2 separate regions of the Homo sapiens genome follow, and region 2 is linked to region 1. A link is an interaction called in ENCODE POLR2A ChIA-PET data of the cell type or tissue named here. Cell type or tissue: MCF 10A. All regions are shown on one strand. Links, peaks and the distances in the headings refer to the core of each region. The heading gives the core; the rest is flanking DNA.

What was found. ChIA-PET counts read pairs that join two places held together with the same protein. Peaks named below come from ENCODE experiments on the same cell type or tissue, not always from the same donor. Only the 100,000 strongest peaks of a DNase experiment are listed, where the experiment ranks them.
Region 2: POLR2A ChIA-PET joins it to region 1 with 5 read pairs; 2 of 35 experiments call an interaction of 5 or more read pairs at or near these places.

The regions. Positions count from the first base shown.
Region 1 is chr7:28,680,404-28,696,982 of GRCh38, forward strand. The region is part of intron 5 of CREB5 (cAMP responsive element binding protein 5); the gene reads left to right. Among named protein-coding and RNA genes, the nearest start is that of TRIL, 270 kb to the right of the region's middle. RefSeq lists enhancers at 4,750-4,799, 5,016-5,524 and a silencer at 4,908-5,077. In MCF 10A, for the core only: no CTCF peak of the experiment used is centred there; a DNase peak (open chromatin) is centred at 8,388.
Region 2 is chr7:29,380,358-29,396,936 of GRCh38, forward strand. CHN2 (chimerin 2) reads left to right here. Exons shown (of 13, transcript NM_004067.4): 4 at 13,322-13,353. Among named protein-coding and RNA genes, the nearest start is that of PRR15-DT, 180 kb to the right of the region's middle. In MCF 10A, for the core only: no CTCF peak of the experiment used is centred there; no DNase peak of the experiment used is centred there.

The sequences.
Region 1 (16,579 bases), core at 7,000-9,499:
GTAGTTAGTCTGACAACATCATTAGGCTCCAATCCCGTATAAACTTTTACCCACAAAAGTTTGGACCTCCTTGGCCGAGCACTATGGCTCACACCTGTAATCCCAGCACTTTGGAAGGCCAAGCTGGGAAGATCACTTGGGTCCAAGAGTTCAAGACCAGCCCAGGCAACATAGGGAGACTTTGTCTCTACAAAATGTAAACAAAATTAGCCAAGCATGGTGGTGCACACCTGTAGTTCCAGCTACTCAGAAGGCCGAGGTGGGGGAATCATTTGAGCCCAGGAGGTCAAGGCTACAGTGAACTGAAATCATGCCACTGCACTCCAGCCTAGGCAACAGAACAAGACACTGTATCAACCTATCTCAAAAAAAAAAAAAAAAAATTGGACCTCCTGTTCCCCCACCATTATTTGAGTTCTTCCTGTAGTGCCCACTCTAGTCATAGAGATTGGTTAGAACTGACATCACCTTTCTTTGGACATGATAAAGTCCTGGTGGCAGTGTCTCCTTTTTTAGGGCACCTCAACAACTGTGCAAGAAGTCCCAACAGGAGAATATTTAGCTGCTCTCACCTCAAGTTCCAATTTCCCTGGGTGCCTCATGTAGGAAGCTGGTGACAATAGTCTAGGATCAGCTGCTCTGACATCCACCACAGAGTGCTCATTCTGCCATCCCTGCTGTGGGGGTCCAAAAAAAGGGAGCAAGAGGAATCTGAGGCCCTCCAGGGAGAAAAGGTATAGTGTAGGGATGGAGAAGGCTGACTAGTAGATTTCCTAGGATTTTCTTATTATAGGTTTTCTAGATGCTTCAGATCTTTAGGAAGCTGCATAAAAAGTGTGAGCAATAATACAAACAGGAAAAAGAACTTTCAGGAGGCAACATATTCAGGGAAGACCGAGCAGCCTGTGTTGCCGCTAGTTCAGGCTCAGTTACATTTCTTTTTCTTTAATTAATTTATTACTATTATTATCATTATCATTATTAGAGACAGAATCTTGCTCTGTCTCCCAGCCTGGAGTGCAGTGGTGCGATCATGCCTCACTGTAGTCTTGAACTCCTGGGCTCAAGTGATCCTCCACCTCAGCCCCAGTAGCAGGACTATAGATGTATGCCACCACGCCCAGTCCCAGTCACATTTCTTAGGGACCTACTATGTATGGGCCAGGTGCTAGGTGCTAGGGAAATGAAGATGTATAGCACAGTCTCTGCCCTGGAGAAGCAAATGGCTGCTGAAGAAGACAAGCATGAAGAGATCCTCTCCATAGCTGGCTTATTGCTGGGATACAATCTGCTTCAGGACGCCAAAGGAGCACAGAGTAATGGCCACCCTTATCCCAGTCTGGTAGCCCAGCAAGGAGACCATGGAAAAGATAATGCCTGAGCTGAGGATTGTATTCATTCATTCACTCATTCATTTATTCAACAAATATTCCAGGAGTGTCAACGGTCTTTCAGACATTGGTTTAGGTTTAAGTGGTACAATGACTTGCACATTTTAAGAAGTTAGAGAAAAAACACTATAGGAAGCAGAATTGATGACAATATTTTAGGGCTAATCAAATGGCTCTTGTGACCTCTTAATATCCACCCCCAAAGGTTTCCTGATGCCTCCACCATTATAAATTCATTCCTTTGTTTGAGACACATTCAGCATTGCCACATCCGTGAATTACAAATAGGTTTTGACACAGGAAAGGCCAGTGAATTGCCTAAGGGTACTTAGTGCCAGGGTTGGGGTATAGGAGGTGCAGTAGTTACACGACAGGAGTCACCAAGGGCAGATCACTCCCTTGTCTTCTCTCTGGGAGCACCTGGAGCTGACTTCAGCAGGGCTGACAATTTAAGCCAGTGAATCCTGCCTGCACATGGTTCAGGATGCATGCTGCACCAGGTCACCTAGGCGGCCCCTCATCCTCTGTCCACTGTGAAAACACGGGACACCCAGGTCGAAGGGAATGCTGAATGACACCATGTGGGTGTGCAGTGGTCTGTGACCAGAGGGTTCACTGGAAGCAATTTGCAAAGGAGGACTTAGAAAACCACCTGGATGGTTATTGTAAATTAAAAAAGGAAGAGATGCCACTTTTTTCTGAATAATTTTTAATACTAGGTTTATGGCTGGGTACATGTGATAGTCATTACAGCTTATTTAACTCTGAAATTATCTGGCCCCTCAAACTCCACCGGGACTGTAGAAATCTTGGGTTAAATTTTAAAAACAACATTTGAAAGAAGATGATATACTTTTCCTTGAGGAGAATAAATTCAAACCTAAAAGTGGGGGGGGGGGGAAACCCCAGCTCTCTCTAGGAAGGATCTCCATTGTTTCTCATATTTGCTATGTTTCTCATAACGTGTTTGAGCTCAGAAATTCACCCAGGCACACAAAAGGTCTACTCTAGTTGGCTGTTGAGCCCCTCCATCCCTGCAATCCAAGTTGTGCCTTTTCTATTGGGTTATTTGGAAAGAGTCCAAAAGCATTCTGAACTCTGAGCTCAAATCTCAAAGGTTTCCACTTCTTCGGAGCCGAACATTTCATCAGGGGCTGGGAGTGTGTGAGTGAGTTACACCGAACAGCTGCGCGGTACCCACCACCCTCTCCCCAAGGATGACACGCTCTGCAAAGGAGGGTGTTGTAAGCATTCCTGAGCAAGCCAGCTAATCTGGAGACCTAGCCTGTTGGCCGGGGGCTACTTCTAAGAAGCCTCCCTCTGGAATTACAGCATCTTATGACTTCTATCTACGAAGCCCCCCTTCTTCAGAGGAGCAGCTAGGACATGGGGTAGGGGAGAAGGCCAAATGGGTGAAAAAGGAATCTCTTGAGTCAGAGGGGCATTTCTTTTTGGGAACAGGATCTTGTCTCTCTTTAGCTGCTCACAGGAAGGAAAATGGGAAAGTAGGGCTTCTTTTCAAGTGGGGAGGCACCCAGCAGCCAGTGGAATGCCTGATTTGGAAGGGGCAGGAGGGAATAGTTATGTCCCGAACAACAAGTGCAAATGTAAATATGCAGACCTTTGAACTCTGAAATTGATTTCAATTCAGGCCAGCACTCCAAAGTTGTTTTATTGGGATGTCGAAGTGTTCTGGCACGTTGGTGGCTTAACGGCGTCATCATCAGACCCAGACATTTCTGGGTCCTTGGCATTTGTCTGGGTTTTAGAAACACTGTACCCATTGGCGATGTCACTCCCTGATCAGAGGCACACTGGCCACCTTCAAACCTCTTGTTCTCTTACTCCTCCTGGCAGAAGCAATGATGCTGGCGGGTCTCATCTGAGATCCGTGCCCGGCATTGGCTGAAGCTATCATCTCCTTTGTTACTTCCCAAGCAAGGCACAGGAAAGCCATCTTTACATCACCTCTATTTAAAGCACAGGGTCCCTTTTGCCTATGTCACTGAAAAACAGCAGAAGCCTGGTATCTAGTGGATTCACCCCGGCCCTCTAATGTGGTATAAGGAAAATCCTACAGAGAACATTTTCCCATTGAGCTTACAAAAAGATGTAAATTTGGAAAACTCTACCACATATCCATTTTGCACCAAAAATAGTAACATAAATAAAACATTTAAATAAGAAAACTAAAGTGGGGAGGGGAGATTTGGGGGGTAGGGAAGGGAAAGTGAAAGTCCATAGCTTGATATTAACCAAGATGGTCAATGGCTCATTTAAAAAGGAAAAAGTAGCTTATGCAAAATCTTGCCAACCTGCCTTGAAGTGTAAAGGCTTGTAGAAGTTATTGAAAATTTTGTTTTATTTATTCCCCTTAGCAGAAGAAAAATCAATGTCTGCTTGGCAAGTCAGACGTAAATGAGTTATACAGGCCACTGACATGGTGGACCAAACTTTATAACAACCACATTTGCCGCTGTCAGGCCACAGGCTTCAGTGGCGCCAGCTGTAATTATGGCTGATCACCTCTAATTCAGAGCTGCCTGCCTTGATAAAGGTGTCACTCGGAGCTACTGTGGCATCAGCATCAATTGAGGATGTCAAGCCAAAGGGCAGCTTGCTGGAGAAAGCACTTCCCCACCCCAACCCCCAGGGTCCTGGAGACCCTTGGGCAAATATTGCTTTTTAACTCTTCACCCTGAGTACGGCAACACTCCCTGAAGCTGTGATTTAAATTCCAGGGGATTCAGATGAATATCCCTGACCTCCATCAGTGGACGTCTTTAATAAGCTGAGAGATTTCTCCAAAAACACAGTTTAGAAGTCAAGATCCTCTGTGCTTTGCAACGTGCAGAGACAATGTTTGTCTTATCTACCTGATTCATTGGCCACAAAAGGCATTAGGGGCAATAGACTGTAGCACAAGCCATGGTCATTTTTGGAAAAGGAAAAAAAAATTGCAGCTTCATGCCTTTCTTCTGCTTTTGTGGTATTTAAAAAAAATTCTAGCGAACTTCCCATTTTCATGTTACTTTTTTCTTTTTGAAGGAAACATGAAGTGTGGGGAGAAATAGCAAAACGGAGAGATGATGGGGTTAAAAAGCCCTGCTAATAGAGTAGTGTCTGGACTGTTGTCATTGTCGTGGTGGAGCCCTGAGTGGGGAGGTGTGAAGTGAGGGGTAGAATTCAGCCATTAAAAAGGCTTCACTGTCATTTGTGAAGGATCATGCTTGACTGCCCCCACCTCCCCAGGCTGTTTTTCCTCACTCTGTAATTAAAAAAGAGACACACATACTGTCTGTTCTCCTCTTTAAAGTCACAGACGGCCCCACCCACACCAGCACCCCCTCCAGCGAGTTGAGTTGTGGGGGCACAGCCTGTCTTTCATTTTAAGGGAGAACTTGTCTTCCTTCCCTCTCCTTTGGAAGGTTCACCTGAGGGTGGAGTGCTAATCTCAGAAAGGCAAGTTTTGTGTTTTGTGGCTGGGGTCTTTTTCCTTTAGCACCTGACAGGGTGACCCATAGGGGCCAAGGGAGAAGTGACTGTGATTTCACAGCCCTTGGTGGCTCCAGACACGGGCACGTGTTTGGACCAGAAGTGGTTTTGCCCTCGCTGACAGGGAGGTCAGATGCGAGAAGTCTCCGGAGGGCTGGTGGTTGGCATTCAGCAACAGAAAATCCCATCCAGCTCCAGGAAAAAAGGGCCCTGGGCGATGGAAACCCTGTCACCTGGTTCTGAACCAAAGCCCAAGCTGCTAACTGAGGTTAGTTTTTCACACTCAGACCTTCCAACCTGCCATCTTTCACTCCCTGCTTCCCCATCTCTACACGTGTCTTGATGTTATTTCCCTTTCTCCAAACACAGGGCACTCTTTTTTTTTTTTTTTTTTAACCAGTATTTTTTTTTTGTTTCCAGCAGAACCAGCTGACCCCTGCCTGCAGAACTCCGGGTCCCTCTTGGAGCTCTCTGATGGCAGCTGTAGGGCCATCCCCAGCGGCACTGTTTCCCCCTTTGTTTACCCGTTTCTAAGGGCAAGTGCACCACGAAGGCTCTCCGAGCCTGGAACTCAGCCTGGGGCTGTTTTGGTTACATTGAAGTTTTTGCTTCAGTTCTGCCAGATTTAAGTGGTGACTTCACTAGCACTGAGCTAAAAAGGAGAAGGGGGAGGAGGGCGAGACCAGGAGAAAGAGAGCAAGTGAGCGAGAGCCCAGCCGGAGGGAGAGCCAGAGCTAGGCGCAAAAGAAGGGCCAGCACATTACATCATCGCTTGGCCTGGAATCAAATGGGAAGGATATGACTCACTCAAGCTAGTTAAGCTTTGGCTCAAATTCTACACACACTCATTCCAGAGCTCTCATGTTCTGCACCTCAGGAGGGAATTCAGCCTCAGTGATGTCCATGAGGTTTGTTTTTAATTTTATTTTCTTTTCTCCTGATTTTATAGATTTTTTTTGCCCCTACTGCCTTCTGTTTTTGAGCCTTCGTCCTCCTCCTCCTCCTCTTCATTTTCTCCCCCTTCTCCCTTTCTGCCCGTCTTTGTTTCTCCTCTTCTTCCTTCTCCTCTTTCCCCAGCCCCTCCGCTCCTCTTCTTGCCCGAAGAGGCATTTCTTTTCACTTCGATCAGAGTTTTTGTTCTAGCACAGAGACCTGAATGAGTTGAACAGAGGCCGGGTTGGAGGAAAAAAGAAAAAAAAAAAAAAGCAGAGCAAACCAAAGCAACCAGAGCAAAAGGGCCACAAATAAAGAGCGAAGCGAGAAAGAGCAAACTCGGGCGAAGTTTCTTTGCTGCGGTGTCGCTCCTAATCGGAGGAGACAGGGAGAGAGTTAAAATGCAGGAACCAATCGCTTGAATGGTGATGTAATGCAAGAACCGAAGGGTAGTTAAGTAATGTGAGAGCGAGGGGGTCAGGGTTGCAAAGCATTTACCTGCTCTCAAGGGGTTTTCAGTTTATTATCAATTGCAGTGACTGTAACCGGCTTCAGACTGCAATCTCTAATTATTCACAGACGCTCCTTTTTTATCTTTTATTATTAAAAGTAAAACTATATTATGGTATTTTAAAATAACACGATATTATCACAGCTGTGTATTATTTTCTGCCAGGATTCTCTCTCTCTGTTTTTTAAATGGCTTAAAACTGTTGTCTTTTCATAAAAGGTGGAAGTGATGGTGTGGTGGTTGGTTGGGGGGTTGGGGGGGCGATTTTTGAGTGTAACTGGTGAATTGTAAATGACTGGAAAACTGTGTGTTGTATGAAAAGTGAATGATTGTGCTGTTCCATTTATTATTAAGAATATACTGCAGCTTTTAAAAGTAATAGATGATGATCCTCAAAAGTAGTTATAGCCTTTCCCCTATTATTTCAGTGAAGGTTAACAGCAATTGTGCATTTGCTTGAGCATGTTGACATTCTGTTGTTCCACGTGCTAATTAATCCGGTGCTATCTTTAAGACTTTTATGTTCTTGAATTAATTTTTTAGATGATATGCTTCAGTAGTGAGGGGGCGATGATGAAGACTTCTTGATTGAGTTGTCTTAGAAACAGTTAATATTTCAGAGTAAGAAATTAACAGGAAATACAGGGAGAGGGGGCAAAGGATTGTGTTCTTAATGTTTTAAGGATCTCGTGTACTCAGAGAGAGAGACTTTGATGTTTTGAAAATTATTACCACATTTCTGTTTCATAGAATAGATTTCGTATTGTGATATGCTGCCTGAGTTGGGTGCTTTCTGACACCATCCGGCATTACTAGATAGTAATAAACTGAAACCCACTAAAACAAGAGGGCAAACACTTTCTCATTCTGGGAACTTCAAAACTTCTCTTGGGCTTATTTAGACGTGATCATCCTACAGCTGGATGCATATTGAGGCATGCGGCACATACCAGAAAGGTGTCTATTTATTTAACGCATGTTTTGGATATCATTCATTATGACTTTATGGATCTTCTCTCTTTCCTCCTTTTTTGGGCAGAGGTGGAAGTGGGGAGCAGAGGGGAGAAGTAATTTTTGGAGGAAGTAGCATGATGTGTGAGGAGGCCTGAGTGTTGATTCTGATGCTTGACCTTGAGCAAATCACTTAAACCATCTGGGCACTACTCTAAAGAGCAGGAAAGGGCAAGGTGGGCTAGAAGCTCCTCCCCGCATGGGGAACCAATCTTAGATGATCTCTGGAGTCTCTTTCCACTCGAAAGTTCTATGTTTATATCCATGTTCTATACAAAAGTTTGCTACAGAGTATTTAGCATAGCTTTTCAGAGAAAAGTACATTTGAAATTCAGGATGAATTAGTACTTGAAATGAATGGGGGAGGATGGACAGGAGTATATCTTTCCCCACTTTGAAGTTTGATCTTTATTTGTTTACTTCTTGCTTTTTGGCAAAAAAACAAACATGGTAAACTTTTTAGTTTTCAAATGCTACCTTTGAGGAGACCTCAATGAGATAAATTACCTAGGTGAGACTGCCAAAAAGAGTGGCAGAGTAGACAAGGGGGAGAATTCACCTGCCCAGAAACTTTTCTAAAAGATCCCGCACATCCTTCAGATTCATGAAATGGTGCCAAAAATGCAGCAGACACAGACCCTTGTGCTTCAGTTGCTCACATGGAGCAGAACAGTATTTTCAATGAATTTATTCCCCCAAAGATTGCATGACTACTTGATAAGTTTCTGTATTTTTAACATAAACTCAAGTTTTTAAAGGAGATTTAAGGCTACATTTGAAAACCTTCAAAGATCATGAAAAGCAAAACCGTATGTGCTTGTTAGATAATTTTCCAGACAATACTCCTATTCTTCAGGCAAATTCCAGGGTAGTAGCCTTATTATAAAGTATATATTTATGTATCCGGGGTAGTAGCCTTATTGTAAAGTATGTAGTTATGTACTTATGGCCCAGCTCAATTGCGCACAGGGAAGGACCTTAACTATGCCTATCTGTGGGAAGAAATTACCCAGAGCTAAAATGAAACCAGTGGTGAAGATTATTAGTCATTGTGCATAGTTTGATGAGTGCCAAGTGTATGCTTGGGACTCTTCAGGAATAAAGAGGGCATGATTTCTTTTTTTAGAGCATTACAATTTATGTCGACTTGGCTCCGAATTGTTCACTCATATTCAGTAATGCTCTGCTTGTGACTGACAGAGACAAGGCCAGGAGCACTAGCCTGGCTGTGGCCTCTCCATGCCGGCTGTGATACCAGGTTGCACTTACATGATCTCAGCTCATTACACTTACCCACGGTAACCCAGAGGGCTAAAAATTATTAATTCCACTGTTTGACGACTATTTTGTTCTGTTTCATGGTTTTTGTTTTGATTTTTGGTTTTTAATTAAAAATTTTTATTCAGATAAGTATACATTTACATGCATTCATAAGAAATAATATGGAGAGGGCCGAGCGCAGTGGCTCACGCCTGTAATCCCAGCACTTTGGGAGGCCGAGGTGGGTGGGTCAGGAGATCGAGACCATCCTGGCTAAAATGGTGAAACCCCGTCTCTACTAAAAATACAAAAAATTAGCCAGGAGTGATGGCGGACACCTGTAGCCCCAGCTACTCAGGAGGCTGAGGCAGGAGAATGGTGTGAACCTGGGAGGCGGAGCTTGCAGTAAGCCGAGATCGAGCCACTGTACTCCAGCCTGGGCGACAAAGCGAGACTCTGTCTTAATAATAATAATAATAATATGGAGAGATTCCCATGTATTCTTTGCCCAGTTACCCTCAATGGTAACATCTTGCAAAACTGTTGTAGTACATTACTACAATCAAAATATGGACACTGTTACAATCCATTGATCCTGTTCTGCGTTCCTGTATGAACAAGCACATACAGTTTTGCCTTTCATGATTTCTGAAGGTTTTCAAATGCAGCCTTAAATCTCCTTTAAAAACTCAAGTTTATGTTAAAATTATAGAAACTTATCAAGTAGTCATGCAATCTTTGGGGGAATAAATTTATTAAAAATACTGTTCTGCTCCTTGCGAGCAACTGAAGCACAAAAGCCTGTGTCTGCTGCATTTTTGACACCATTTCATGAATCTGAAGGATGTGCAGGATCTCTTAGAAAAGTTTATGGGCTGTGAATTCTCCCATTTTACTTGTATTTGGTGTGTGTGTGTGTGTGTGTGTGTGTGTGTGTGTGTGTTGTTTTTGTCAATGTAAAAACTGAGAGTCAGGCTTACCCAAGTACATATAAGTTCTGGCAATTGGAGTCCAGTTCACTCTAGGTCTAGCTCACCATCACCAACAAACTTTCCATCACCATCCTGACTTGGTAAGGGAAGGGGTCTAATGCCCTTGCCTGTCAGTGGAAGTCATCAAATACCCAGTTGGGGAGTCTTGGTGACAGTGACTGTGTTTTACCTTCCCTTGGACATGGCCTGTCCATGGGCTTTGCCTTCCACAGGGGTCCCTGGGGCTGTGCTCCACAGGTGAGCAGGTGGAGGAGGAGAGATGGCTTTGCTAAGCAACAGAAGAGGCATCAATCTCTTCCCTCTGCCCACCAGACACAGAGCAGAACAGTGCCAGCTGTCCATGCCTAAGCATCACCATAGTCGATGCTGAACTCACATTCTTCCTCCTCGCCCTCACATGTTTCCCTTGGTGAGCCCTTTTACAGCAGGAAGGATGGGGATAATATCAAGCAGGCATTGCCAGTCAGAGAAGCAGGGTGGGGTCTCCTGAAAAGAGCATGGCCTTTGGGGTTATAAAGTCCTGGATTCAATCACTCTTCTACTTACTGGCTGTGTGACTTTGACAAGCCACTTCACCTCACTGTGCCACAGTTCCTACCTTCTCTGTGAATTGTGGATAACCAGACTGACCTCGAGGAGCCATTGCGAGGGGTGGAGATAAGGTTTTAAGGCCCCTGGCACATAGTGGGATGGTGGGGAGGAAATCTTGGTGGTTTCTGTTGTTGAGGATTCTGTTGGATAGGATTCTCCTCGCAGCAGTCCCTGCTGCAGGTACGGCCTCCCTGACTCTAACTGGGCTTCTTGTCCCAGCATCACTTAGCCTTCTTCTTTCTCTAGCCTTTCTTCTGTTATGCCTTTTTTTTAAATTCAGGAAATCAAGCAGGTTTGAGATCACACAAGGTCCTAGAAACAGAGAAGTAAAAAGACCATTCTGACTAAAGTGAGGTGAGGATACTAGCGATTAAAATGCCAAATTTCCCATGATCTGGGTGGAGGGAAGGACACAGGACATCACAGTTTGGAAGAAAGGATGCTTACTGCCCTGTGGCACTGTGAACAAGAAAATAAAGTGAGATGGAGGTGAGTGAATTCAGTTATGAGAACTGAATTCTATTCCTAGCTTGAATAAAAGAAGTTTGTAGGCCAGGCGTGGTGACTTGTGCCTGTAATCCCAGCACTTTGGGAGGCCAAGGCAGATGGATCACCTGAGGTCAGGAGTTCAAGAGCAGCCTGGCCAACATGGTGAAACCCTGTCTCTACTAAAACTACAAAACTTAGCCGGGTGTGGTGGCGGGTGCCTGTAATCTCAGCTACTCGGGAAGCTGAGGCTAGAGAATTGCTTGAACCCAGGAGGCAGAGGTTGCATTGAGTAGAGATTGTGCCATTGCACTCCAGCCTGGGTGACAGAGCAAGACTCTGTCTCCAAAAAAAAAAAAAAAAAAAAAGTTTGTATTTGCAATAGCATATGTGTGTTATTCTTATCTTTAGTTGGGTGAAGTTACCATTTAAACTTGCTGCCTCCCTCTCACATATATTTTCTAGTGGTTAAAAAAGGATGTTTTGTAGACTGGAGAGAAAGGGACTTCCAAGGAGGCAAGTGGAAGGGTTAGGATGGCGGGTAGTGGAATTAGACAACATCTCTGGGGTCCAAGAGGCACCTTGAGAGTTCCATGCTGGGATCCCCGAATCTAAGCTGCAAAAGGGCATATGGTGTCTCAAGCTGCTTGAAAGAAGTATTGTCTCAGATTTTACTTAGTAAGCATTGGTCAGGAAGGCCAGGTCAACATTAAGAAGCAGAAATTAGTGTAGACTGAGAATGAGCCCTGTCATGTGCCTGACAGAAAATAGGCTGGGCCAATCTGGAACTCTACTTAAAAAAGAAGCAGCTGTGGCTGGGCGTGGTGGCTCACACCTGTAATCCCAGCACTTTGGGAGGCCGAGGCGAGTGGATTGCCAGAGCTCAGGAGTTTGAAACTAGCCTAGGCAACACGGTGAAACCCCCTCTCTACTAAAATACAAAAAAAAAAAAAAAACAACAAATTAGCTGGGCGTGGTGGCATGCGCACGTAGTCCCAGCTACTTAGGAGGCTGAGGCAGGAGAATTGCTTGAACCTGGGAGGCAGAGGTTGCAGTGAGCCAAGATCCTGCCACTGCACTCCAGCCTGGATCACAGAGCGAGACTCCGTCTCCAAAAAAAAAAAAGCAGCAGCTGTGGAATAAAGCACTGGCTTCTCCTTTCTGCTCCCTTTTTGTTTGGTTTTTTGGGATTCTGACCTTCAAAGGGGACTCCTTTTACATTGGATTGCAGCTAGAGGTGTGGCCAGAGGTGGTGACGCATGACTGTAATCCCAGCATTTTGGGAGGCCAAGGCAGGCAGATCACTTGAGGTCGGGAGTTCAAGACCAGCCTGGCCAATGTGGTGAAACCCTGTCTCTACTAAAAATACAGGCATCTACTAATCAGAGAAGCAGGGTGGGGTCTCCTGAAAAGAGCATGGCCTTTGGGATTTAAAAGGCCTGGATTCAATCACTCTTCTACTTACTGGTTGTGTGACTTTGACAAACCACTTCACCTCTCTGTGCCACAGTTTCTATCTTCTCTGTAAATTGAGGATAACCAGGCCAACCTCGGGCATGGTGGCACATGCCTGTAATTCCAGCTACTCCAGAAGCTGAGGCATGAGAATCTCTTGAACCTGGGAGGCAGAGGTTGCAGTGAGCCGAGATCGCACCACTGCACAACAGCTTGGGTGAGAGAGCAACTCCATCTCAAAAAAAACAACAAAAAAGACTGGGTGCTTTAAGAGGCATGCATTTCATGAGTTTGGGTTACAACAAGAGTAATTTCTTAAAGACTTACACACCTTTGAAAACTGAAATTGACTTAGCACTCCAAAATCCACTCCATAGTACGCAAACACTTTAACACAAGTCCATACATCTTTCCTTCCTGTACCTGCGCTGGCAAGAGAACTCATTTAATGATTGATGAGGCAATGCTGTACCCAAGAAGAATTAATCAATAGTTTGCAATTATTATGGAGAGTGGGACAGTAGTTAGACAATAGCCAAGACCCATCTAGCTAGCAACAAAGTCTTTCTTTCTCTCTCTTCACATGGTACCAAAAAACTGAATTCTGCTTTATGGTTTTTTTTCTATTTTCCATCTGAATAACTAAAATAGAACTGGATGTGTCCAAAAAGCAAAGCCTAGAAAAAGCAATCATATGGCCCCCAGTGAATGTCAAGGTATCTATTAATGCATAGATTTGATTACTCGTCTTAACGGGAAAATAGGGTCAGGAGACTGCATTGTGTGAACTGGAATGGCTACCATGAATTACTATGTTTTAGGAGTCCATCAACTTTTTATTTTGCAAATCAAAGATCTTGAATTGAAGTCACGTTGGGCTGCACCCATGTGCTGACACGGCAGACAGTCCAGCTGGCCCTCTTGCAGCCTTTTGGGCCTGTCTGCCCACTTGGCTCTGCCCCTCTGCCCTCAATGGGGCTTGTATCACTGCTTAAAAAAAAAAAAAGAAAAAAAATGTCTGCAAAACAAGCTTTTGTGCAGAGAGGGGAAGCCTAATTACTCGTAATCAATATGGCCAGATGAGATTGGGCCCTGTGGATTGTTTTGGAGTCAGACAGACCTGGGGGCAAACTCTGGCTTTGCCATTTGCTAATTATGTGATTTTTGACAATCTATTGAAGCTTTCTGAGCCTCGGTTACTTCATTTATGAAATGGAATTCATAAGAGCATAATACACTTAGCATAGTAAGTGCTCAGCAAATGTTAGTTATTTAATAATGGAGCCAGTTGACTTCTTTGGAAGTCTGGATAATAATATATTTTGGGCATTAATAATGTAGAGAGAAATATTGTCATGTAACAGTTCCTTCCAAGAAAGGTAAACCAAGTCACAGAATGCAGGTGAGGTCATGAGTGGGTGGAGAGGTGAAGAGAGAATCATACTTCTGGCTGTACATGCCATTGGTCAGAAAACGAGGTTTCAGCTCTCACTTTAATGTACTGTAGTTTATTTCAACATCAAAAGAGCAGGGTCTTTTTTCACCGCTTTTTGTTAAGTAGTAGATTTCTTTTTTAGATGGCATAGAGTAACTTCTTTTGCATCTGCCTCTTCTTGACCTTCTTATTTATCTAACACTTCCGTCAGCTCAGCAACACTTTGCAATAAAGGACTGATCCCATTTAATTCCTCTGAAATTAATCATAATAACAGCAATTATAATAAACCCATTTAGTGTAAATGTAGTTGTAAATTGCTCTTGCGTAGCATTTTCGCCTTTAGTTTTGCTCTCACCAGCATCCACCCTAATATGGATCATGCAGTGGCCTCTCTATAGCCAGATTATTTTTCTGAGTTCAGCTCTTGCCCTAGTTCAGTACATGGCTGCTTTTTGCCATTTCCTTCCTCTGAGGGCAAGCAGGAAGCTCCCTGTGACGTGTACAGGTCACAGGGAACGTCATTTGATTTGAATTTGCTCTCACCATCCAGAACTTCCTTAGTAGTAGAATAATCATCTTATAATTCTTTTTTTAAAATTTTTCTTTAGCGACAGGGTCTCGCTTTGTCACCCAGTGACACAATCACAGCTCACTGCAGCCTCGAACTCTTGGGGTCAAATGGTCTTCCTGCCTCAGCCTCCTGAAGTAGCTGGAGCTACAGGTGCACACCACTACACATTGGCTATGTTTTTAATTTTTTTGTGGAGACTGGGTATCCCTATGTAGCCCAGGCTAGTCTCAGATTCCTGGACTCTAGCAATCCTCCCACCTCAGCCTCCTGAGTAGCCAGGGTTATAGGCGTGAGCTACTTAGCCTGACCCAGTCTTATAATTCTAAATGCACTGATGAAGCCAGAACCTAAAGATTGATGTTTCAACCCAACCCGTTCACCTTACAGATTAAGAAATCAAAGGCCAGGCACAATGGCTAACTCTTGTAATCACAGCATGCAATTCGGGAGGCCAAGATGGGAGAATAGCTTGAGCCCGAGAGTTTGAGGCTAGTCTGAGCAATGTAGGGAGACCCCATCTCTACAAAAAAAATTAAAAAATTAGCCGGGCATGGTATCATGCACCTGTGGTCCCAGCCACTTGGGAGACTGAAGCAGGAGGATCACTTGAGCCCGGTAGTTCCAGGCTGCAGTGAGTCATGATGGCACCATTGCACTACAGCCTGGGCCACAGAGCTAGACAGGAGGGAGGGAGGGAAACTGAAGCCATCCAAAAATGTGAAGAGAGTTATTCTATATCATAAAACCATTGGTGTCAGTGCCCAGACCAAGCTCTAAGGCGGTGAGGAGCACATTTCTGCCCTGCCAGGCCAGTGAGCTTCCTGGTGCCAGGAATTCTGTCATATTGCCCAGGCTAATGCTTTGCAGTCCCTTTTTGAATTCTGACTCCTGGGGATGGTGGGGTGGGAGGGAGCAACCAACAGGCAGGCCCTTGAGACTCTGGAAATCATTCAGGCAGCTGTGCAGAGACTCCTCCCTCTGGTCTGGAGAGAGGGGTGCAGAGGCCACAAGATAGCTTGCTTTTTGCCTCCAGCCATCAGCCCCACTGGGGTCTAGTTAGTGGGCCAGAAGTTGTGGGCCCTAATAGCATTGGGGTAAATGTCCTGGAGTCCAGCTCTTTGCTTCCCACCACTCTCTTCTCTCCTCCCTCTCCATGCCTGAGCCCTGGCTACACTGAGTGCATGTCTGATGAGGACAGAGCTTGGAAGCTGCCCCAGAACCAGCACCCACCCACCTGCAGGATGTGACCTCTGGGCTCTGAACACACTGCTTCCTCCCTCTTCCTCCCCACCTAGGGAACAGTTTTAGACCACAATTCCCAAACAGCCCCACTTTGCACTTTAATCCCAAAGAGACTCCAGCACTTTGTGACCACAGAAAACTTGTCACTTCATTATGATTCTGAAAAAAAAGAGAGCAAAGGGTAATTCATAGTTGTTTTAATGACTTTGCATCCTTTCCCATGGAGGCAGCTTTCAGCTGTTAGGCACAAAGGACGCTGGCCTTCTCTGACATCTGACAGTGCAGTGGAGCAGCATTTTCACAAGATTCTTCACAGCCAGTTAACCCAATTAGTCTTCCCACAGTCATTACCCAGGTGCCGTACCATTCGGCTGCCTGGGAGCCTCCAAAGCTCTGTTGTGTGGAGATGAACTATTGTGCCTCCCGACCTTGAAAGGATGTTTCTAACTAATTAATGATTGTTAAGTGCTTGGAAAATGCACTGTGGAACTATGCTGGGGCTCATATGTCTGCATCTTCAGCTGTGCGGATGCACTGAATGCAAATCAGAAATCCTTCCTGCCATTTGTAAAGCATAGGAAGATGGATATGACCCTTTCTTTTCTCAAAGAGTTATCTGTCCTCCTCCTCCTCTTTTTCTTCATTCGTTTCTTCTGAGCTGTGTATTTAAGCTCCCTTTGAAATGGGCCAGTGTTTTGTACCATTTCTTCTACTGAAGTGAGAAGGATCTTATAGGGTTTTTCCAGCCACGTGATCTTTAATGAGGCAAATTGAAAACCACTATTGGCTGAACCATCCGGGAAGAAAATGTGGTTTTCTGTATAGTAGTTTTTAAATTTTTTTGATATGAGCAATAGTGGGAAATATATTCTGTATCACAGCCCAGTATACTCACACATATGCATATATATGTACACATATATATACACCTACACATATATACATATGTACACATGTATACACATATACACACACTACATACACACATATACATATATATACACATACGTATACGTATACGTATATATACACATACGTATACGTATACATACACATACGTATATATACACATACGTATATGTGTGTATGTAATGTGTAATGTATATACACACATACTCACATTACATACACACATATATGTGTATATATACTTCACATATATGTGTGTATATGTGTTATACACACATATATATATTTGTGTGT
Region 2 (16,579 bases), core at 7,223-9,722, 700 kb after region 1:
CTATATGTAATATTAAAATTCCTTTGTGGGGAGGTGCTTGAGAGAAAACCTGTCTAAAAAGGCTCCTTAGGGAGCTATAATGCAAAAACAGACAAGCCTTGAATTTCTACCATCTCCCAGATTCTGTTCTCCTTTCTTTTTCTTTAGGTAGATTAATTTTATCCATCACTTTGAATACTTAATACTCTTACATTTCTAGGAGAGAGAGAAAAAAGTAACTTCTGGGAGAAAACTAAGAATGATAGACACTTTGCCTTTTCCAAAGTACGTATAGTACCACTTAACCCAAATACCATTAAGCTTTGATGGAAGGAATTTACTAACAAGAGTGAGGAATTAAATGAGTATACTCACCCAATCTTTTTTCCTCTAGAAATTTAACAGCAGCATGAGTTTTCCCTTGATTTGATTCAGTTCTGTTGGGTACTTCAAGCTCTTTGGGCTTAAAAGGTATGTGGAGAATTTAAAGAGAGTTTGGAGGAGAATAATGAAGATGAATTAAGGATTGGAAATTGGGACCTATTAGAAAAGGTCAAAGGCACAAGGATTATTTAGTTTGAGGAAGAACAGGCGATCTAGTGGCACAGAGATGGCTTTTAATAATGGAAGCCTTATTCTGTAGAGAATATTCTCAGATTCTCATTTGCACTGAAGACCAAAAGAAAGGAAGATGCATAATTGGAAGCTGGAGGAACATAAGATTAGATGTGAAGATAACATTTATCTTCATGATTAAATTCTGGATTTTGAGTCTCCTTTACAGTATTTCTTATTTTAAAGTAAAATCCCTGTTTGGTCGATCAGAAGTGTGGACAAGTCAGCCCATCATGTTTGATTCTCTGGCCCTGGTTGGGAGGTCAGCCAGCCAGCCCAGCCAACATGGCCTCCTGGGGATCTGGCTTGATGGGAGAAAACATTCATTTCACCTGGACCTGTGGCTCCAGGATGCCAAAGATGAGTACAAAAAACTCTAGCCAACAGAGTGCCAGGCTCGTGCCAGAAAAGTATGCCTAATTGGGTTGTCCAAACAAGGAGGGCCTAAGGCAGATTTTGAGAGCCAACATATGGAGCCAAGGAATCACGGTGCCAAAGAAGATGTAGCAAAGAAGAGTGGGTGAAAGTGAGCTGCTGGGAAGAAGGGCTGGATAGAGGAGTGCCACTCATGGCTGGGCTTTTGGGTGTTCCTGGAAGCCCACTGTGAGAATGGATCAAAATCAATGGGAAGGTGCTGCCAAGGTGTCCTAAGCTTCTAGGATAATATTTATTCTCTCAGGGTTTTGGAACTGCTGCCCAAAGTCATAGTTCTCAGTCCTGGGTGTGAGTCAGAATCACCTGTGGAGCCTGGCAAACCTTACAGACACCCTGGCTCCAGCCCTGGAGATTTTGATTTAATGGAAATATCACTTAGAATTCTATTGTAAGCAATAAAAGTCTATTCTCACTAAACTAAGCAAAAAAAAAAAAAAAAAAAAAAAAAAAGCAGGGCCTAGGAGGGCGGACCAATTGTGGTTAGAAGGATATGAGGAAATTCCCTGGATGGAAAGAAAAGCTGGTCAGAGGGCTTGAGAAAGGATTTGAAGCAAGACTGACAGACCTTGGGCAATAAGAGGTGATGGTTAGCGTCAGAGTTCCAGGGTAGTCCAACCTGCCCTTTGCACCTTGCTTCTCTGTGCCTCAGTTAGTCCTCTGGAAATGGATATAACTGATCTTACCTCTTGGGTAATCATGAGGATCGACAGGGTTGATATATGTAAAGAAAGTGCTTAGAACAATGCCTGGTACATAAGTTCTCAATAACTATTAATGATTATTGTTGTTATTAGGCTCTGCCATGCATGTGAATCAACTCTTAACAGTTTCATTTAATGGTTTCTACTCAAGTCTCAAATTCCAGGGGCAGAGCATCTGGGTGGCTTATGTTGGTTCACATGTTCACCCTCTAAAGAATGTGAGGGACTTCGATTAGCAGAATCACTGGCTCGAAGTCACAGTTGTTGCCTGTGGTCTTCAGTCTTCACTCTGGAGATTCAGAAAGCAGACAGGGGAACAAGTTTTGTCCCGTAGCTTGGAAGCATAAAGCATCAAGGTGTGAGCTACCACCAATGCCAGTCTTTCCATGGATACCCCTTTTGAAATTTCAGTGAGCCCCAGAAAGGGATCTGGGAGCATAAGCAAACCTGCCTTTCACTTATTGTGTTATGCCATGAGGCTGAGCTCTGTGAACACCGTGAGCAATATGCTGGGACAGCAGAGGTGAAGAAACAGGAGCCCTTCCCTCAAGGAGCTCACATTGAGAGCTCATAAAAGCCAACAATCCCAATCCCAGTAAGATCGCCACGGCCCTAACTCAGGCCTTTTATAAAGTTCAGAGGCAGGAGACTTCCCCAGGATGGCAGCATTTCAGCTCTTACTTTTAAATTAAATCAGTGAGATTTTGCCAGGCTAAGGCATAGAGAGACTGAAGAACAAATATTAGAATTCCAGGCAGAGGACATAACCCCACCAAATAATATCCTAGAAGTATGAGCAGCCGAGGGTGTGCTTCAGAAACTACAGAAGCTATGTATGAGGAACATGAAGAACTGAGGGGTGAGGATGTCGTGGGGCAAGAGCATGTGTGTCAGTAAGAACATATTCTGGACACACAAGCAAGGACCATCCAGGGAAGATCCTAGATGCTATTCATGTGTTCATCCAGTAAATACGTATTGAGCCCTTGGGAAGGGCCAGGACTGTTTTAGACTCTAGAGATATAGCAGTAAGCAAAGCACAGTAATCTTTGCCCTTATATAGTTTCCATTTGAATGGAAGATATTGGCAAAAAAATGTATTCATCAGAGTTCTTCAGAGAAATAGAACCAATTGTATGTGTGTGTATGTGTGTGTGTGCGTATGTGTGTGTTGCAGGTGGTGTAGTTGGAAGGCCTGAGAGCTCTCGAGCTGATGGTGTTGATTCCAGTCTGGGTCTGAAGGTCTAAGAACCAAGAATACCAAGGGCAGGAGAAGATCGGTGTTCCTGCTCTAGCAGTCAGGAAGAGGGAGCATGAATACAACCTTCCTCTGCCTCTTTGTTTTATTCAGGCCCTCAATGGACAGGATAGTACTGACACACACTGGGGAGGGCCATCTTCTTTACTCAGTCATTGAGTCAAAGGCTAATCTCTTGGAGAAACACCGTCCCAGACACAACCAGAAATAATGTTTGTCAGATATCTGGGAATCCCGTGGCCCCCACAAGTTGACACATAAAATTGATCATCATAACACATAAGTAAAATATATAGTATATCAGATGATGATAAATGTCATGGGGAAAAAATATTCCAGAAAAGAAGGATGGAGTATGCCAAGGAGGGGAGTTACCACTTTTAAGGAGGGTGGTCTGGGAAGGTCCGACTGAGTTGTGTATGTTTGACCATGCAGCAGTGGGGAAACAGTGAAGAATTCTAAGCTGAGAGCAATGTGACAAGACTTGCATTTTCTGACTTAAGTGTGAATGACAGATTGGAAGGTGATAAAAGGATATAGGGAGACCAGTAAAGAGACTACTTTCGTAGTCTAGATGAGTAGATAGCCCAGTGGACTTGGAGAGAAAGGGACCGTTTTAAGAGCAATTAAGGAATTGCATACAATGAAGAAGACTTCGTGGCAGATTGCAAGTGGGGTTGGGAAGAGGGAGGAGTCAGAGATTATGATTTCTAGCTTGGGCATTGAGTGGGTGATACGCTGGATGGTAGCATTCACAGGGGTGAAGAGCAAAGGAGGCTGAGCCATTAGGTGTGATGAGTGTGATGAGTACTAATCAGTCTACCCAGGTCTCCAGAATGGCCATGTTTTAGGGTTTTAACAATTTTCATATCAACCCATCTGTAACAGCAGAGTCAGTGTTCTCTATAAGTACATTATATCTGTTATCCTTGAGCAATTTCCCTTCCTTTTGGTGTAGGAAAAGATTATGGGCTTTGGAGTCAATTAGACCTTGGTTTGGATCTCATCTCCCTGCCTCTGCATGATCTTCAAGTAATGTTAACCATACAGGCCTTCTTTTTCCCGACTGCAAAATGGGAATGACAGTCTCCATGTGACTTGCTTGTTGGGAGACCTGAAATACCCACACTGAAGGCACTTGTTAAATGTTGGCTCCTCCTCTGCTCCTCCTGGCCCTCCCCTTAGTGGAGTTCTGGGTCAAGGTCAATAGGACTGAACTGGGTGAAGATCAGAACCAGTAGCAAAAGGGCTCAATGCACGAGTCATGGGTATTTGTATGAGTGTGTCTGGGTGTAGTTGCCCTTGCATTACTTTTAAAATATAAATATAAATAATTTTGTCAATTTGCCTTCCTCTGTTATGATATTAATACTTATTGTGTGTAGTGCTTATGTAATGAACCCTGAGAAAACATGACTTCTCTGAGCCCCGTACTGGACAGCCATTAGACAGTGCTTTAGCCACTCCTTCCTGAGAAATCTTCTGTGACCTGGGAAAGCTGTGAGTGGTGGAAGTTTTGTTTCCAACCCAGCAATCAGGGCAAAATTTCAAAGCTACATGCTGTGAGGTGTGGAGTCCCATAGCAGTAAGGAATTCAAACATTAATTCACATGTATGCATAGCATGGCTGATCACTCCCAAGAAATAAATTTCTTCTTTAGTGTTTTTTGTAGTTTAACCTCGTTTAAAATTTTTCCAGGGAGGGAGGAGGTTCCCTTATTAATCTTACTGACATTTTAGTCTGTTCCATTTTGTATTCATCTGATATATTTCCTTAAGTAGTTGGAGGTCTCTCACCAGTACTGTTTTTTCTTAAAAGCTACCTTTATAAATTATCAGCATTATCAAAAGCAAATATTTCCTTCTGCCTTCCTTTTACTCCATTTTACTTAATGTATTTAAAGTTTTTGTTGCTTATTTGCATTTTTGGTTAAAAAAAATGTTTCTAATATTCTTCCTTGGGAATACTTAACAATTCAAAGTTCTTCCAGTCTAAAGCAGGGTTTATTGACCTTGGCACTATTGACCTTTTAGGGGGATAATTGTTTGTTGTAGGGGGTTGTCACATGTACTGTGTGATGTTTATTAACATCCTGGATTCTACCCACTAGAGGCCAGGAATACCCTCCCCCGAGTCCTGACAGTCAAAACTGTCATGAGGCAAAAAATAAGCCAAAGAAGAGGGACCTGGTATGCTAAGGACAGGAGGTCCCACTTTTAAGTAGGGGGATCTGGGAAGGTCCCGCTGAGTTGTGTAGGTTTGACCACGTGGCACTGGGGAACCAGTGGGGAATTTTGAGCAGAGAACAATGTGACGAGATTTCCTCAGACTTTGACAAATGTCCCTTGAGGAGCAGAATCACCTCCCCTCCCAGTTGAGAACCACTGGCCTAAAGAAAATATTTTATGTTTGTTTGCTCTAATATTATCACTGATAATCATAATTTCTGGAAAATTTTGGGGGCAGAAGTGAAGCCAGAAAATAAACCAAATGATTGGGAACTGCTTTTGTCTCGAGCACCCCTAAGCTGATCTACTTGTTTGCATCTGTAAGTTCACAGAATGTTTTGATCAGGTTGCTAAAGTATCCAACTTGTGTGTATGTACAGAACTTAGCAAAGCAATTGGTCACCTTTTAAGGAGATTTATTACAGAAAGACTGACCAGTGGACATTTATAGTACATTCTAATCAATACAGGAAGGAATTCACCTCATCAGTGCCCTATTCGATTTCCAGAAGTGTTAAAGAAATGCCATGAGGAAAAAATTAGGCCTTAGATTCTAAATGGAAAGAAATGGGAGATTTTAGAGTCTGCTCAATTTTCATTCTATGCTCTGCACTTTGACTACAAGAGTGTAAATTTCAGTACTTGCATTTTCTTTCTCTCCTTTTCAGTGGGGGAATCTTTGATTTCTAATTAAAAAGGAATTATCTGTATTTATTTTTTGTGGATGAAATTGCCCCAGTATCACCAGCACAAATCCCCCCATCAAAAGCCTTTTCTCCCCTACTTGATCCATCTCTCAGAAAATCCGGCAATCTAGCTGCCCTGTGTAGGAGGCTGCTAAGTCGGGTTTTTAAATTATTTCTATTAAGTAAAAACTTAACATATACCAGCTGCGGAGGGATTACAAAAGCTTTGTTCTTTCAATAATTGGAAACCTTGTTTACAGAGGACTCACAATATTCTGTAAATGTCTTTGTGTTGAACATAAAGGAACTTGTGTTTATCTAGGCAATGATAATCTGACTATAAAGCAAACTCATTTAAGGATTATGCTTTCTGTCTCTCACTGTGCAGCTGTCACCCTACTGTTCTTTGGAGCTTGGCAAAATACTGAGAAGTCTTCCTTAAAATTGAAAAATACATTGGGAAATAAACCAGGTAGTTTGGGAATACACGTGAATCCAAATCACAGGGAAATATTTGAGAGACCCCAAATGTCACTCCATCCTAGGCAAATTTTTCCGAAGTTCACATTTGCCAATTCATTGATGGAATTCAGTTCATTCAAGAGAGATTTTAAGGTCTCGAGTCCTAGCAAAGAAAACTGAAGACCATTCAGATAATCTAATGTATTTAGTCAAACTGTAAATTTTGAGAGCCAACAAAGGCATTAGCGCTGATTAGTATCTACTGGAGAAGGAGTGAAGCACAGTACTTAGGGGTGGTCCCCATCTAGGCTCAGCCACTTAACTAGCTCTGTGACCTCATGCTATTTAGTGGTTCTCTTTAAAATAACAGCACTCACTTACCTTGGAGCATTGTTTAGAGACTTAAATGAGACAAAAGGAGAGAAACCCTCAGGACTCTGCCTGGCACAGAGTAGCCACTCAATAAATGAGAACCTATTGCCACGATGGTCCAAGTCTCACATGTGGGTATCTCATCTAATCTGTGAAACAGCCTTATTAAAATAGCTCATTTTTATAACCCCAGTTTTACTGAAAATTGAGAAAAATGAGATGCAAAGGAGTGTAATAATCTACTCAGAGTCCCACAGTAACTGGATTGATGAGCAAGGGTCCACATGCATATTCTGTGTCTCATTCTGCAAACATGCAATGAGGACAGGCACTCTTGTTTTCCGAATACTCACTATTTGAATATTTGCTATTGGGACTTGCTAAAAGCCATTCCCAATTAGAAACCAGCTATGACACGTTCTCTCATGTGTGGCAGCTTCTCAAACTTTAATGTATCTATGAATCCCCTTAGAATTGCAGATCCCACATTTCTAGCAAATTCCAAGATGATGCCAATACTGCTGGCCCCGTGATCACACTCTGAGTAGCAGGGTGCTGAAAGACAAAGGGTGGGCTTCTCTCATATCTGTGTTCTCCTGATCCTGTTTAAACATATAGCACATTATATCTGTAATTTCCCTACCTTTTCCCTGAGGGTTTAGCCCTTCAGTATTTGTTTAGGCCAGGACCCTAGGAGCACTACCAACTCAGGTCCAATTAGATAGTAACTTTCGAATCTTTGGTAATATCACTGCATTATTTATTTTTATTATAATACATGCTCAGTGTAGAAGGCTAATGAAATTCCTATTTATTCAGCTGTAGACTGCACACAAATATACCTACTCATTACTGCATTAAGTGTTAAACAATTAGGTAATTGTTTTTTAAGTGTTTTATATTGTGAAAAGATTGCTATTAGATTGTCAGGTAATTATTTAGGAGCATTTTAGTAATATTTGGAAAATGGATATTTTTGCATTCTCTAAAAATGAATTTTGTTTTCTGTGTAAAGTAATGGAATATAGACTCTTGCTGTTTGAAGCTTTGCTGCGCTATACATTTTTTAGGAATGGGTGAGACTCAGATAACAAGGGGTAGCTGCATTTACTCTGTGACAGATATTGGCAGAAATCCTGGAAATAGGTGAATGATGAAGACAAAATTGCTGCTCCACAGAACAGTTAGGAAAAAAATGGCAAATAAATATTTAAAATATGGTGAGATAAGTTTTCTAATGGAGACATGTAAAAGGAGCTCTAAGAACACAGCAAGGGATGGGCCTAACCCTTCCTTCTATACAGAGGAGACCTTCTCAGGATCCCGGTGATAGCTCATAGCAACTGACTGGCTGTCTGCGCCAGGCACTGTTGCAAGCATATTACACATATTTATTCATTTACTCTTACAACAACCCCATGAGACAGGTACTTTTATTATCATTCTCATTTTAAAGATAAGAAAACTGAGGAGTATAGAAATAGGTAACTTGCTTAAATTCCCACAGATCTGGCCTCAAACCTAGGCAGTTTGAGTCCAGAGCCTGCCGTCTTAACCCACATGTGATCTGGCTCATTTGAAAGATAATTCAGGATCTTAAAATAAGACCACGTAAAAATGATAGACATATTAGAGGGCACACACTTATGGCCTCATCTGGTTTGATGAGTGCAGAGGATGAACATAGGATGATGAGACCATTGGGCTGAAAACATAACATTCGCATGGCCTCATATATATAGGAGCACGGTGTGTGGACTGTGGATAGTAGGGACAGGACTGAGCCCATCTCCAGTAGTCACAGTGCTAACAATTTAATTATACTTGAGATGTAACTATAAAGTCATAACATGGATGTTATTTTAACACATCTGTTACATGGGCCTGGTCCCTTCCCTTCAGTCACCTTGGGAAGCTCTGCTTTCATTTCTGCCAAGTTCCCATTGCTCAGAGCGTGTTGGGAACGTCTCTTCTAAAATTCCCATTGCTCAGAGCATGTTGGGAACGTCTCTTCTAAAATTCCCATAGCTCAGAGAGTGTTGGGAATGTCTCTTCTAATATTCCCGTTGCTCAGAGCGTGCTGGGAACGTCTCTTCTAAAATTCCTTCAGAGCAAGTCACAATGAAAATCTTATTCTCTTATGATCATGCCTCGTTTTTGTCTCGAATGTTTTTCCTAGTTTGGTCACTCACCCCGTTTACTTACTGGTCTTGGCTCCAAATAACTTATGCCGGTTTGCTGAAATAACATGCACTCTCAAATCCATTCTCAAAAAAGTAAATGTATGTATATTTCTACATACAGTGATTCTGACTTTAGTATATGCTTTAAAATCATCTAGGGGGCTTGATTAAATTACACGTCATACCTCTACCCTCAGTAATTTTGGTTCAGCTGGTTCGAGATGGGGATGCTGTCTGCAGTCTTCAACAAGCATCTTGAAGTTTCTGTTTTGAATGACCAGTCCACACTGGTCATTTTGAGAAGTGTACCTTTAAGGATATTCACAAGAAAGGGTGGTATATATTAAGGTAGTTCCAAAACAGAAATTCCAAAAATGTTCTGGTCAACAGGGATATAAGTGGCATGTATTGTGCCTCCTTGGGGTGACTATTCTCTTGTAGATGATGCTTATTTAGAATAAAATGTTCAGTTTTATTTTTAAAAAGAATCAGCCGGCCAGGCACGGTGGCTCATGCCTGTAATCCTAGCACTTTGGGAGGCTGAGTTGGGCAGATTGCCTGAGCTCAGGAGTTCGAGACCAGCCTGGGCAACATGGTGAAACCCCCGTCTCTACTAAAATACAAAAATTAGCCAGGCACGGTGGTATGCGCCTGTAATCCCAGCTACTCAGGAGGCTGAGACAGGAGAATCATTTGAATCCGGGAGGTGGAGGTTGTAGTGAGCTGAGATTGCCCCACTGCACTCCAGCCTGGGCAACAGAGCGAGACACTGTCTCAAAAAAAAAAAAAAAAAGAATCAGCCACCATTCTGCATGGTCACACCATATACAGTGAAACCCTCTGTGCCTTGGGAAGGACCCATTTCATGTGTTTTCTCACTCAATGACCTCCTACTTGGTGCTCTCCCTCTGTAAAGAGAGGTGTTCCTTTTTGAGCCAGCTGGATCATCTAAGGACCCAGTATTAGAAGAACTAGTAATCCGTGTAACACGACTACATATTTTCTTTCTCTTAAAAAGAATGAGCTGCTTTCACTTCTTGGAGTCAGAGCACTAAATCCCAAGAGCAGACATGGCCGATCCGACAGCCGTCAGTCCTACTCACAAAGGCCAGGTTCACCAGGTGATGGATTGACCAGCTGCAGCTGCTGTCCTAGGATAGTCACAGTGGCAGGGAAGCTCCAGAACCAGTCTTCATTCTTGTCATGATATATTGCATTTTCCATTCCTTTCTGAATCCATGTGACTGCCTAAATTTTTTTATTAAGTTGCCTGATTTTAACAAACATAGTTTTCAATGAGAATGCAAGAAGAATTTCTGAGTTGCCTTACTTTTTATTTATCAACTATCCTGTCGCCTTCACACCTACTGAAGAGAATCTCATACAATTGGAAACAGAAATTGAGTTACAGTTTCTTTAATTAAATTCAGTTTCACAGGTGGGTCCTGGTTTCCACTGATGGCCAACACGGAGCCTTGCCCAGGGAGTGAGTCAGGCTTCTCTAAGGCACTGCTGGGGGCACAGCACGGAGGTTCTTAGTCTCTTGGCAGACCTTTGTCCCTGGGAGCCCTAGCCCCCAGCCACCTATTCTTTCTGGATCTGAGGATCCAGTATTATCCACCTTGAAGAAATGTAGACGTTGTATGATTTGTATAGCACCATTTAACTTAAACATTAAGCTCTTTACTGGTTTAAAGCTTAGTGAAGTATAGAAATAGAGACTGTGTTTAGACTCCTGTGAGTAAAAAGTTTACAAAAAGAAGAGGATTTTGTTTTTTTGATCCCAGCCTCTCTCTCTCTCTTTGACATTAACAAGGACACATATATTTTCTTTACGAGCTTCAGAGACAAAAAAGGAAGGAGAGATTGGATTGCTATCAAAATGGCCCTCAACCAGTAGAAGCAGTTATCAGATGGCCAACCACATCCTCTATCTTTACTCTCTCTTACTTCTGTCTTTCCTATCCCCTACATAGGGTTGCCAGATTTAGGAAAGAAAGAGAGAGTGGGGAAGAGAGGGAGAAAAGGAGAGAGGGAGGGAGGTAGGAAGGGAAGGGAAGAGGAAGGGAGGGGAGGGGAGGGGAGGGGAAGGGAGGGTAGAAGGGAGGAAGGGAGGGGAGAAGAGAGGAAGGGAGAGAGGGAAGGAGGGACCAGGATGCCTAGTTAAATTTAAATTTCAGATATACAAGGAATCATGTATTAGTATATATCTCATGCAATATTTGGGACGTATTCCATGGCCCTCTTCCATGCCTGTCCCACACAATTCAGGGCTCTTCTTTTATTTTCTAGTGGTTTTCATTTTCAGAAGATTTGTCCCTCAATTGGATCAAACTCTCTTCTGGGCAGAATCTTATCTGGCATCTTTCAAGGCACCCTAAATATCAGCTTCCCTCTTTGGGGGTCTATGTTAGATTTCTCCTTAAGCGTTTCCCTCTGCTGCAAGTGCAGAACACCCCTGAGCGCCTCATACCTTTCCTCTCTGCACCTGCAAGGTCATTACTTCATGCACATGGCTGGCCTGAGCCTAGAGCCCAGAACATAAGGGTGCTGTGTATTTTTATCATTGGTTGATGAACTGAAAGCAATTTGTTGTCTTGTTAAGAATCAATTAAATTCAGCATCTATTAACTGTTTACCTGCATGCCAAGAGTTAGTAGTATTACCATGTGGCTCATCTGGGAAGTTAGATTAGTAACTCTTTCTCTTTTAGGGAAATAAGAAGATACAGGAAGGGAATAGGGTTGAGAGCTACACCCAGATTTTGCAAACTTGTGCTACGGTTCAGCCAAAAAGATGGAAATTTAAAAATCGTCCTCATATGTAGAGAATCACTTCAAATTTTGGAATATCGCCTCTCAAAGAATGGAGATTTTGCCATTATATATCCTCAACTTTCATTGGCTTTTCTAGTTCTAAATTTCTTCTCTGGCATGTTGGTTTTACAGTCACATGTCTATAATATTATAAAACTAAAAAAGAACTTTGAAAGCCGAAAGACTGATATAAATGACAACATATTCAATTCTCATTAAAAAGCTTACCAGCCTGTAGAATAATGGCACACATCATTTATAGAAAGGATATCAGATAACCAGGTGCCTTTTTACACACTTTCTGCTTCTATTAATGATATTATTTAAATCTTCCTTCACAAATGACACCGAGCAGGCTTTGAACCTTGAAGATTAAGTTATGGATGTCCTGCTTGGTTGAGTAATTCTCAGGTGTAAAATGCACAGGAGAGTGAACACATATTTAGAAGTGTCTAGATGATAAGTTTTGTACCAGCGAGGCTTGTCCTAGGCAGCATTGTGAGTGTGGTCCCCAAAGCCCCAGCTCCGCCTTTCTGAGCCTCTTCCCCTAGCTCCTAGTGTCCTGTTACCTATTCAGATCTGCATCCCTTGGAGGATGGAGCTAGGCCAGGAAACTGCCCCATATCATGAAATCCTGCTACTGTGCCTGTCTCTGAGCCCTGCTGTGAAAACTGTCCATTTGACTCTAGGAAGAAATGACTGTGAATAAAACAGCTGCCAAGCTCGTATCCTACAACAGTGAATAAACATAAACTTGCTGTCATACATAGAACCATTCATAAAAACCCATAACTTAATGTGGCTCTACAATGTTTTGAGTGTCCCTGGAGTTAGGAGAGAAGAACAAAGGCCGAGCATGAGAAATCATGTCACTTTCTCACCAACTCCAACATCATAAACATGTGAAAACAAAGCTCTTATGAAAGCAGATGATCATGTATGTGAGAAAAATCAGATGTGATAACCTCAAGGCTAAAGCTGTGATTGAAAGATCCTTTCTGGAATGTTTGTGTTTTAGTCAAGTCATAAATCTTGTCCCCTGTAGCCTGCACCTCTGGTGTCAAATGAATTTCAGCCCATTAGCCACATGTTGAAAAAATAAGAATGTTAAAATATTGATTTTATTTAGAACATGATCAAGTTAAGTCTGCTTTATTTTTTAATCCAGGTAGACTTCTTGTTTTAATTATAAATACATAATAAAAACAATTAGGCACAGAGTAAAATAAATGCTTATGTTTTATTCATGACAGAGTAGTTGTTTTATCCTTCAGGATGAAGCCTTATAATATCCTTACAAATTCCTTAATATTAAAATAAGCATCGCTTTGTTTTTGTTGAAAATTCTCTTATTGGATGATTGGGTTTGGGTGGGAAATGAGCCTAATGATTGATTCTAGGTCATTCCTACCTGATACTGGAATGTGCTGATTATAACTCCATAGCTTCATGGATCTCTGATTTGGAGGATACAATCTGTAATAAAATTACTACCAGGACCCTAGTTCTGTTTATTTGAATAGCATTTTTATCTAGCTGATTTGAATTCAAATGCATTATTAATTTTTTTTTCTTTTTAATATAGGTGGAAAACAGACCAAAATATTATGGAAGAGAGTATGTATTATACTATTCTTTGTTTTAATAATTTAATAAGTAGTCATTTCATGTGTCATTTAAATATTACAAATTTTCTAATATATGGTCATCATCATATGTCTATTGTGCAAGAGTTTAATGATAATAAATGCAATCAGACTCCTTTGAATTAATATTTTTTATAGTAGTCAAGTGCTTGGTTTCCATTAATGTGGGAGGTAGAGCATTTTGCGCTACTTTTCCCTCCACAAAAGAGCTACTGAGTGCCTGGCAAGTACTTGAAACGGAAGGCAGCATTTTTCATAATGGAGGCTCTCTGTTAGTGTTTCATTTCACTTTCTACCTCAACACAATAGAAACGTTTGGTGTGTCCAAGATGGTACACTGTATGTGAGTTCCTGACTTTCGTGTACCTCGGTGCGGTGGTCAGGATAGGCATCCCACTTCTCTGCAGTCTCATAAAACCCAAATGATGATATCTCTTGGCTCGGGTGTAGTAGCCAAATTGCCTTAATACTCCCCTTTCCATTTTTCTCTTAATTTCAACTCTTGTTTTGTTTCACTTTTTCCAAAACCTACTGCCCAGCAAATACGCATGACCATAAAAATAATTCGCAGTCTAAGCCTATGGTGTGTACAGCACAACACAGAGGGCAGGCAGAACGGGCCAGGGGAGAGGAGATGCATCAATCACTTTTCTTCCCAAGTCCAACCTGGAGGCGTTGTGAGGCAACGTCTCTTTTGAGTCTACCTTCCAAGCTCTCACAGCCAATCTCAAACCTTCCTCTTATTCCCTTACCCGTCAGAGCCTCATCTTCATGATTAATGACCCTCTTAGGGGTCCCAGCCCCGTGCACCTTCCTAATTGCCACAGCTGCATTTCAGAACCTTCCTCGCAGCACCCTGGGAATTTGACCAGCACCTCTGGAATGCCTGCCTGGGGGCACTGGCCTCCGCTCCTCTCTACCCCATGCCCCTACTGTCTAATCTATGTTGTAGTATGGCTTTTTTTCCTCAGTATGCTTATTTGTTTTTTCCTTGAAGATAGCACAATTAATTTAAAAAAATAGAAGAAAATGAAAACCTACCATATACACTTTTGCATGTGAATTCTAAAAGGAGCTGTTTATTATGCATTTTCTTTTTGCAGAAAAGTTTTGTCAAATAACTTTTTAATTCTCATCTTCTTACCCCCAATTCATGTAAAACATATGAGAGTCTTGAGACTAAAGAAGTGTTTTCTTAACTACCAAAAGGAACATCTTTTATTAGATGGTAATTAGCCTAAAACCTTCAGATTCTGTGTTTCCCTTTATTTTTTTAAAAAATGAAGGGTGTTTTTTTCTTCCACTTAAAAAGTAATACATGCTTCATTCAGGAAACGCACATACACATTTATTCCTAGAAGGAATCACAAGAAACTATTGACAATGGATACCTTTAGGGAGAGAGGAATTTTGCATTTTTAGTTCTTTTATACCTTCAACTTTTGAAATTGGAATTTTCTGCTGTGCACAGGTATTACTTCTGTTTCTAAAAATAAATTATGGCTGGGCACAGTGGCTCACGCCTGTAGTCCCAGCACTTTGGGAGGCCAGGGAAGGCAGATCACTTGTGCTCAGGAGATTAAGACCAGCCTGAGCAACATGGGAAGACCTCATCTCTACAAGAAATACAAATATTACCTAGGCATGGTGGCACATGCCTATGGTCCCAGCTACTCAGGACCACAGGTGGGAGGTGGGAGGATCACTTGAGCCCAGAAGGTCAACTGAACCATTGCACTCCAGCCTGGGCAACAGAGTGAGACCTTGTACAAAAAAAAATTAATAAATTAATACCAATTAACTTGGAAAATTAGAAAATAAAGGAAAATAGAAGAGGGAAAATACCCATAGTTCTACCATGAAAGAGAATCATTGCTAACCTTTTCTCTTCATCTCTTTCTGGTCTTTGTGCATGCTTGCTTTTTTCTTACCAAGTTGCAGTCATACAAATATATTAGATATTATAGGTTGGAGATATTTGGACTTTTAAAAATGATGCATAAAGGGGATGACAAGCCACAGACTGGTCTTCAGGTGCACAAAATTGTCATTTTCTTCTTTTGAATGATTGAATTTAATTTAGTTATTGACACTGTTTGACGCTGTCAATCACTTAAACTTGCCAATTCAAGTGAATTAAAACTTAAGTTCTAGGTGACTATAGTTAAAACAATTTATTATATATTCCAAAATAGCTAAGAGAGGCTTTCGAATGTTCCTAACATAAACAATAAATGCTTGAGGTGACAGGCATCCTGATTACCCTGATTTGATCATTATACATTGTACTTATGTATCAAAATATCACATGTTCTCCATAAATATGTACAATAATTATATATCAATTAAAAATAAAAATAGAAAAAGTATGCATACTCAAAATCAAGAATTAAAAAAGAAACATAAGACTTAGCTGCTTTTGACTGGGCACAGTGGCTCACACCTGTAATCCCAGCACTTTGGGAGACCGAGGCGGGTTGATCGCCTGAGTTCAGGAGTTCGAGACCACTCCGGGCAACATGGTGAGACCCGCCCCCACTCCCCGCATCTCTACTGAAATACAAAAAATTTGCCGGGCATGGTGGGGTGTGCCTGTAGTCCCAGCTACTCGAGAGGCTGAGGCAGGAGCATTGCTTGAGCCTGGGAGGCGGAGGTTGCAGTGAGCGAGCTGAGATCGCGCCATTGCACTCCAGCTTAGGCTACAGAGTGAGACTCTCTCCAAAAAAAAAAAAAAAAAAAAAAAAAATCTAGCTGCTTTTGGGTTAACTGCCTTGTTTAGAGACTACCCCTTTTCCTGTCCCTTCTCCTGGAGTGACCTGGGGCAGGTCCCTCTGCGTGCCCTGTCCTGCTATTGTTACTCTGGCCCACGGGCTGTGTCTTCGACATCCCAGCTTTTGTCTTTTCTACTTATGTGTTGGAATATTGGCAATGCTGTCTGCCCCTCCCACTCTCCTGCTGCATGTCCCTCCCCCCACACCCACCCCCACACTCACTGCCAACCCACCCGCCAACCCATCCGCAAGGCTGCCCCCAGGGCTCTTTGCCCAGGCCATCTGTCCCATCCTCTCCAACCTGGCTCAGGCTGCACAGGAGGCTCCTCCGCAAAGTTCCTAGGTCCAGTGACCTCACTATCAAAGCTCCAACACCTCTGCTCCAGGCCCCAATAAACTGGCCTCCCGGTTCCAATCCACACCTGC